Linked DNA regions of Mus musculus: region 2 is linked to region 1. The links are chromatin loops, found by intact Hi-C in ENCODE. Cell type or tissue: heart. All regions are shown on one strand. Links, peaks and the distances in the headings refer to the core of each region. The heading gives the core; the rest is flanking DNA.

Region 1 (2,906 bases), core at 292-2,791:
ATTTCATATCTGTCCTACCCCTAAGCTTTCACCACCTGTCTTAGTTACCGATCTAGTGCTGTGAAGAGACACCATGAGCAAGGCAACTTAGAGAATAAAGCATATAGTCGTGGGCTTGTTTACAGTGTCAGAGGGTGAGCCCATGACCATCATGGTGGGGAACATGGCAGCATGCAGGCAGGCATGGCGCTGGAGCGGTAGCCGAGAGCTCACGTTATCGGTTTGTTTGTTTTTCTGAGATGGGGTTTCTATGTATAGCCTTGGCTGTCCTGGAACTAGCTCTGTATTCTGTCCCCCACCCCTAATGACACACCTCCGAATCCTTCTCTTTTGAGTTCCACCAACTAGAGACCAAGCATTGCCTATGGGGGGAGGGGGCAATCTTTTTTTTAAAAGATTGATTGATTGAATTATTTAATATATATGATGAGTACACTGTCTTCAGATGCACCAGAAGAGGGCATCAGATTACATTGTGGATGGCTGTGAGCCACCATGTGGTTGCTGGGAATTGAACTCAGGACCTCTGGAAGAGCAGTCAGTGCTCTTAAACACGGTGCCATCTCTCCAGCCCTATTGGAGACAATCTTATTCGAACCATCAACCGCATGCACAGGGTGGTTGGAGAGGAAACCCCTTTCCACTAGGAGTTGGCTACAAAAAAAAAAAAAAAAAAAAAAAAGACTGTCTTAGTCAAGGTTTCTATTCCTGCACAAACATCATGACCAAGAAGCAAGTTGGGGTGGGGAGGAAAGGGTTTATTCGGCTTACACTTCCATACTGCTGTTCATCACCAAGGAAGTCAGGACTGGAACTCAAGCAGGTCAGGAAGCAGGAGCTGATGCAGAGACCATGGAGGGATGTTCTTTACTGGCTTGCTTCCCCTGGCTTGCTCAGCCTGCTCTCTTATAGAACCCAAGACAACAAGCCCAGAGATGGTACCACCCACAATGGGCCCTCCTTCCTTGATCACTAATTGAGAAAAAGCCTTACAGCTGGATCTCATGGAGGCATTTCCTCAAGGGAGGCTCCTTTCTCTGTGATAACTCCAGCTTGTGTCCAGTTGACACACAAAACCAGCTAGTAAAAAGAAATACTCTTTTATTTGACATATATGAATGTTTTATTTGCATGCATGTCTGTGGGCTATGTGCATGCTTAGAACTCAGGGAGACCAGAAGAGGGTGTTGGATCTCCTTAAACTGGACTTACAGACAGCAGTGAGCTGCCATAGGGACCTAACCTGGGTCCTCTATAGGTGGAGTAAGTGCTCTGCACAATGAATTGGTCTCCAGCCCTGAGCCAGTCAGCATGCTTTGGCCTCCCCGACCTGGCCTCATTGCCAGTAACAGCAATTGACACTGCCTGAGGACTTATGGTATTGACTTGGAGAACTCAGTGGACTCCCAGAGTTGTTAGAATGCCCATGAACAAGCAGAATTGGTGACCGAGACCTAGTACCTAGGAACCTTTGGGGCCCTGCTAACAGGACCCTTTCCCTCCTAGGTACCAGGCCCACAGTCTATCTCCTCGCCACCAGGGGGCAGTGCTGACCAAGTTTTTCTGAAGGCTCCCCTAAACTCATTCTGAAGAATTTCAGACTGGAAGGGAAGTAAGCCAACGTAGGTTCACATTACACACCCTTTGAGAATCCAAGTGGTGGTGCACACAGCTACCTAACAACCAACTCAGTTCTTCAAGGTACTTCTCCTGTTCTACACTTCTAGAGAGACCCAGTCCTGACTTCTGCATTAGAATGGTGTACCTAAACTTTGTGTGAATAGAAGTGTGTTTGTGTGTGTGTGTGTGTGTGTGTGTGTGTTTAGCAATATGCACATGGAGGCGTGGGTGTGTCTGTGTGATGTTCTGCATCTTCAGTGACATTTACTTCATAGTCTTGAGGCAACAAGCAGTGTTTTGTATAATAGTACAGTGGTCCCTTGATATCCATGGAGACTACTTCTAGTACCCATATGGGTACCAAAACTGATGATGCTCAACTATGACCATCACTTTCAGATTATTTTTTCTTTTTGAAACAAAATCTCGGGCTGGTGAGATGGTTCAGCGGGTGTATTAGTCAGGGTTCTCTAGAGTCACAGAACTTATGGATAGTCTCTAGATAGTAAAGGAATTTATTGATGACTTACAGTCGGCAGCCCAATTCCCAACAATTGTTCAGTCACAGTTGTGAATGGAAGTCCAAGGATCTAGCAGTTACTCAGTCTCACGCAGCAAGCAGGCGAAGGAGCAAGAGCTAGACTCCCTTCTTCCAATGTCCTTATATTGTCTCCAGCAGGTGTAGCCCAGATTAAAGGTGTGTTCCACCACACCCTTAATCCCAGATGAAAAGGTGTAGCCCAGATTAAAGGTGTGTTCCTTAAACTCCGAGATTTAATCTTCTGGAATCCATCGCCACTATGGCTCAAGATCTCCATACCAAGATCCAGATAAGGATCTCCAAGCCTCCAGATAAGGGTCACTGGTGAGCCTTCCAATTCTGGATTGTAGTTCATTCCAAATATAGTCAAGTTGATAACCAGGAATAGCCACTAGAGTGGGTAAGAGCACTGACTGCTCTTCTGAAGGTCCTGAGTTCAAAACCCAGCAACTACATGGTGGCTCACAACCACCCATCATGAAATCTGACACCCTCTACTGGTGCATCTGAAGACAGCTACAGTGTACTTAGATAAAATAATAAATAAATCTTTTTAAAAAATCCTTGGGCTGGTGAGATGGCTCAGTGGTTAAGAGCGCCGACTGCTCTTCCAAAGGTCCCCAGTTCAAATCCCAGCAACCACATGGTGCCTCACAACCATCTGTAACGAAATCTGATGCCCTCTTCTGGAGTGTCTGAAGACAGCTACAGTGTAGTTACATTAATAAATAAATAAATATTTAAA
Region 2 (2,906 bases), core at 193-2,692, 210 kb after region 1:
GTCCAGGTTAGGGCCATGGAATACCTCCACTTGGCTTGAGCACTGCTAGGCGTGGGGTGCAGTGTGTGTATCTACCACTCAACTCTAGCAGCCTGTAAAGCATGCAAACAGCTCCAGGTTGGTTGGACCCTAGAGTCCCAACCCCACAGGAGAGCCAGCACCTTCCTGCCCCAAGTGTACCAAGGAAAATAGCGACTTCAGTTAAAATTTGTCCACACCCACTTCCTAGCTCCTCTGTAAGTTCAGTCCTACAGCAAATATGGAAGAGAAACAAAGGCAGGCTAGAAGCCCTAATTCCTGGGGTGGGGTGGGGCGGGTTAGGAAGAAGGTAATCCCAGGAGGATCACTGGGCACCAACAGAAACAGGGCTACAATCTCAACTTTACAAAGTGCTTTCAGAGGGGCTGGCCCTCACTCACATCCCCAGACAAGGAGGAGAGTGATGGGCCTTGCTGGGAGGTCCCTGGCTTTACAAGTAGCTTTGACGGTCTCAGCTATCCCTAACCTGGCCGGTGGATAGATTTCTAGGGAAGTCAGTCCTCAACTGGAGGCTTTTGTTCCACTTCTGTGGCTGGGGAGGCCAGGTAGTGCTGCCTTCTCTCCGACTTCAGTCTGGGTCACACGGGCCTTTGTTCTACCTGCACACACCGGCAGGCAGAGCCCACCCCTTTCCTGGCAGCTCCTCCCCAGGCTGGCAGGCACCGGAGGGCCTGGAGATACCACAGGTGCACAGGAAGAGGAACCGCATTTCTCTTGCTCCACTTTTAGTACTAGACGGGTACGGGCTACACATGCACACAGAGACACACCTGTTTTTCTGCCTCTAGAGCCAAGCCTGGACCTCTAGTCCCCGAGGTTTATCTCTCAGGCTAGCCCGCAGTGCATAGCAGGTAGGGTGGACAGAGAGCAGCGGGCAGTGACCCAGGAGGAAGTCTGGGCACTGCGCAGACAGGCCAGTGGCGAGGAGAGGCACGGAACAGAGGGTGAAAAGAGGGATCAGAGGTCAGGAGTGGCAGGTGTAGGGAAGGATGAGATGGGAATCCTGGGATCCCGCAGACTGGAAGGGGCCCCAAGAGAGGAGAGGGCAGATCTGGCCCGGGGCTTAGGGGTACCCCCCCCCCCCCCCGCCATCACACTTTCCCGCAGCGGGCGCTCACCTGGGCGAACGCAGACCTGCTGGGTCGCGGCGGTCTAGCACACCGGGCACACAGTTGGTGAGTTCGGTCCAGTCAGCGTGCAGCCCGCAGCTCCAGCCCGTGGAGAAGCGAGAGAAGAGCCAGGTCTCGCGGCGATTGGGCCGATAGCAGGTGCACTTCTTCTGGCCCGGGCGACAGTCGCAGGGCACCTCGAGGCGCACGTTCTGCACTAGGTGGCGGCCGAAGGTGGTGCCGCCGGTCTTCTGGATGTGCAGGAAGACGATCACGTCGTCGCCCTTCATGTCGAAGCGCAGCGAGCGCTCCAGCTCGCGCACCGGGAAGTAGTACTTTTTCTCGTAATGTGGGTCCGGCGTGGGGAAGAGATCCAGGTCGTCGGGGGGCACGCGGCCACCGGGCGCGCCCAGACTCAGCCCCGGGCCCGCGTACTGGTAAAGGATGAGCATGAAGCACGCCGAGCCCGCCACCACCAGCACGAACTTGCTGGCGCGCTCAACCATGGTCCTGCCGCCGGCGCGCCGCCGCCGCATGTGTCACCATCGCCAGCGGCCCGGGCGCCGGGCCTGGGAGGGCGGGGGGCGCAGCTGCTCCGCCACCGCCGCCGCCACCGCCGCCCGCGCTCCGGCCCGGCCCGGCTACTCGGCGCCCAGGCTGTGCGCAGCGTCGCGGGCCCCGGGCCTCGGCGGCGCCGTGGCTGCTCCCCGCCCCGATCCCGGCTCGGCTAGCGTACAGCCCGGCCCCCGCCACAGCGCCCCGCAGCCGCGCGCGCCCGCACCCGCCCGCAAAGCTCAGCGCCGAGAACGCTCTGCACCGCCCCGTGCGCCGCCGCGTCTCCGCAGTTCGTCGCGGCTCCGCCCCGGCCCGCCCCTGGCCCGCCCTCGCGGCGCCTCTTGCTGTCGCCGCCCGCTCCGATCCTCCGCTCCGCCTCTGGAGCGCCCTGGGGGAGGGGCGGGGCCGGAGGAGGCCCAGGCACAGGCCAGAGCTGGGCGACGGGTCGCGTGTCTCTCACACTGTCAACGCCGGTCGCTACGGAAAGGGCATTGGATCCAGCTCGCAGACCTGTGGGTGGCGACTGGGTTGTCCCGAGCCTACGAGTGGGTGGCTCTTTTGGGCATTGGTCCTGGGTTTGGGAGCCCGAGTTTTTTCACCTTCTCTGGTTATGGTAGTTTGTGTTACCTGCGCTCTCTGTCTCCCACGGGAATACGGAGGCTTTGACCTTCACATTGAAGGATAGGAAGTTCCAAGTTCGAGAGCGCTGGGAGTCGGGACCACCAGGTGGTTTAGGACTACCAGTAAGGGTGGGGAAGGAAGAGAGACGTTAAGGGCATGGATCCGGCTCTTACGTGGATATCACCAGTCCCCTGGAGGCACTGGGACAATGACCCAAAGCCCTCAGTTGAAGATAAACCGAAATGTGTGCAGAGACCAGAGGACAAGCTTTATTTGTCCCTCTCGCCCAGTGTGCCCTGTTTTGATCCTGGTCATACTCAAACAAACAAACAAACAAACAAAATAGTGAACCAACATTAGAAAAAAATTAAAATTCCAACCTTCGTGATTTTTTTTTTTTTTACATTGGCAGCAGTATCTGCAGCCTTGATTGGTGCTCTGCCTGTAGTGGAGGGTCGCCTGGGCCCTAGGCTGCAAGTTGGAGGCTCTAGTAGTAATCTATGCAGCCTATAACATGTGGAAGGTCCCGTCGCCCATGTTGTACTCTGTACTGGGCCCCTAGCTATACTTAGGCGGCCAGAA

Evidence for each region. Peaks named below come from ENCODE experiments on the same cell type or tissue, not always from the same donor. Only the 100,000 strongest peaks of a DNase experiment are listed, where the experiment ranks them.
Region 2: it touches region 1 in a loop (2.3-fold over the local background); 6 of 42 quality-filtered maps call a loop at or near these places.

The regions. Positions count from the first base shown.
Region 1 is chr1:36,278,029-36,280,934 of GRCm38, reverse strand. No RefSeq gene overlaps it. Among named protein-coding and RNA genes, the nearest start is that of Neurl3, 6.1 kb to the right of the region's middle. In heart, for the core only: CTCF peaks have their summits at 1,304 and 1,518 (motif pointing right); a DNase peak (open chromatin) is centred at 1,504.
Region 2 is chr1:36,067,436-36,070,341 of GRCm38, reverse strand. It overlaps Hs6st1 (heparan sulfate 6-O-sulfotransferase 1), which reads right to left and starts at 1,942. Exons shown (of 2, transcript NM_015818.2): 1 at 1,158-1,942. The coding sequence starts at 1,684. In heart, for the core only: a CTCF peak has its summit at 1,375 (motif pointing right); DNase peaks (open chromatin) are centred at 1,001 and 2,051; H3K4me3 peaks cover 2,458 bases; H3K27ac peaks cover 2,435 bases.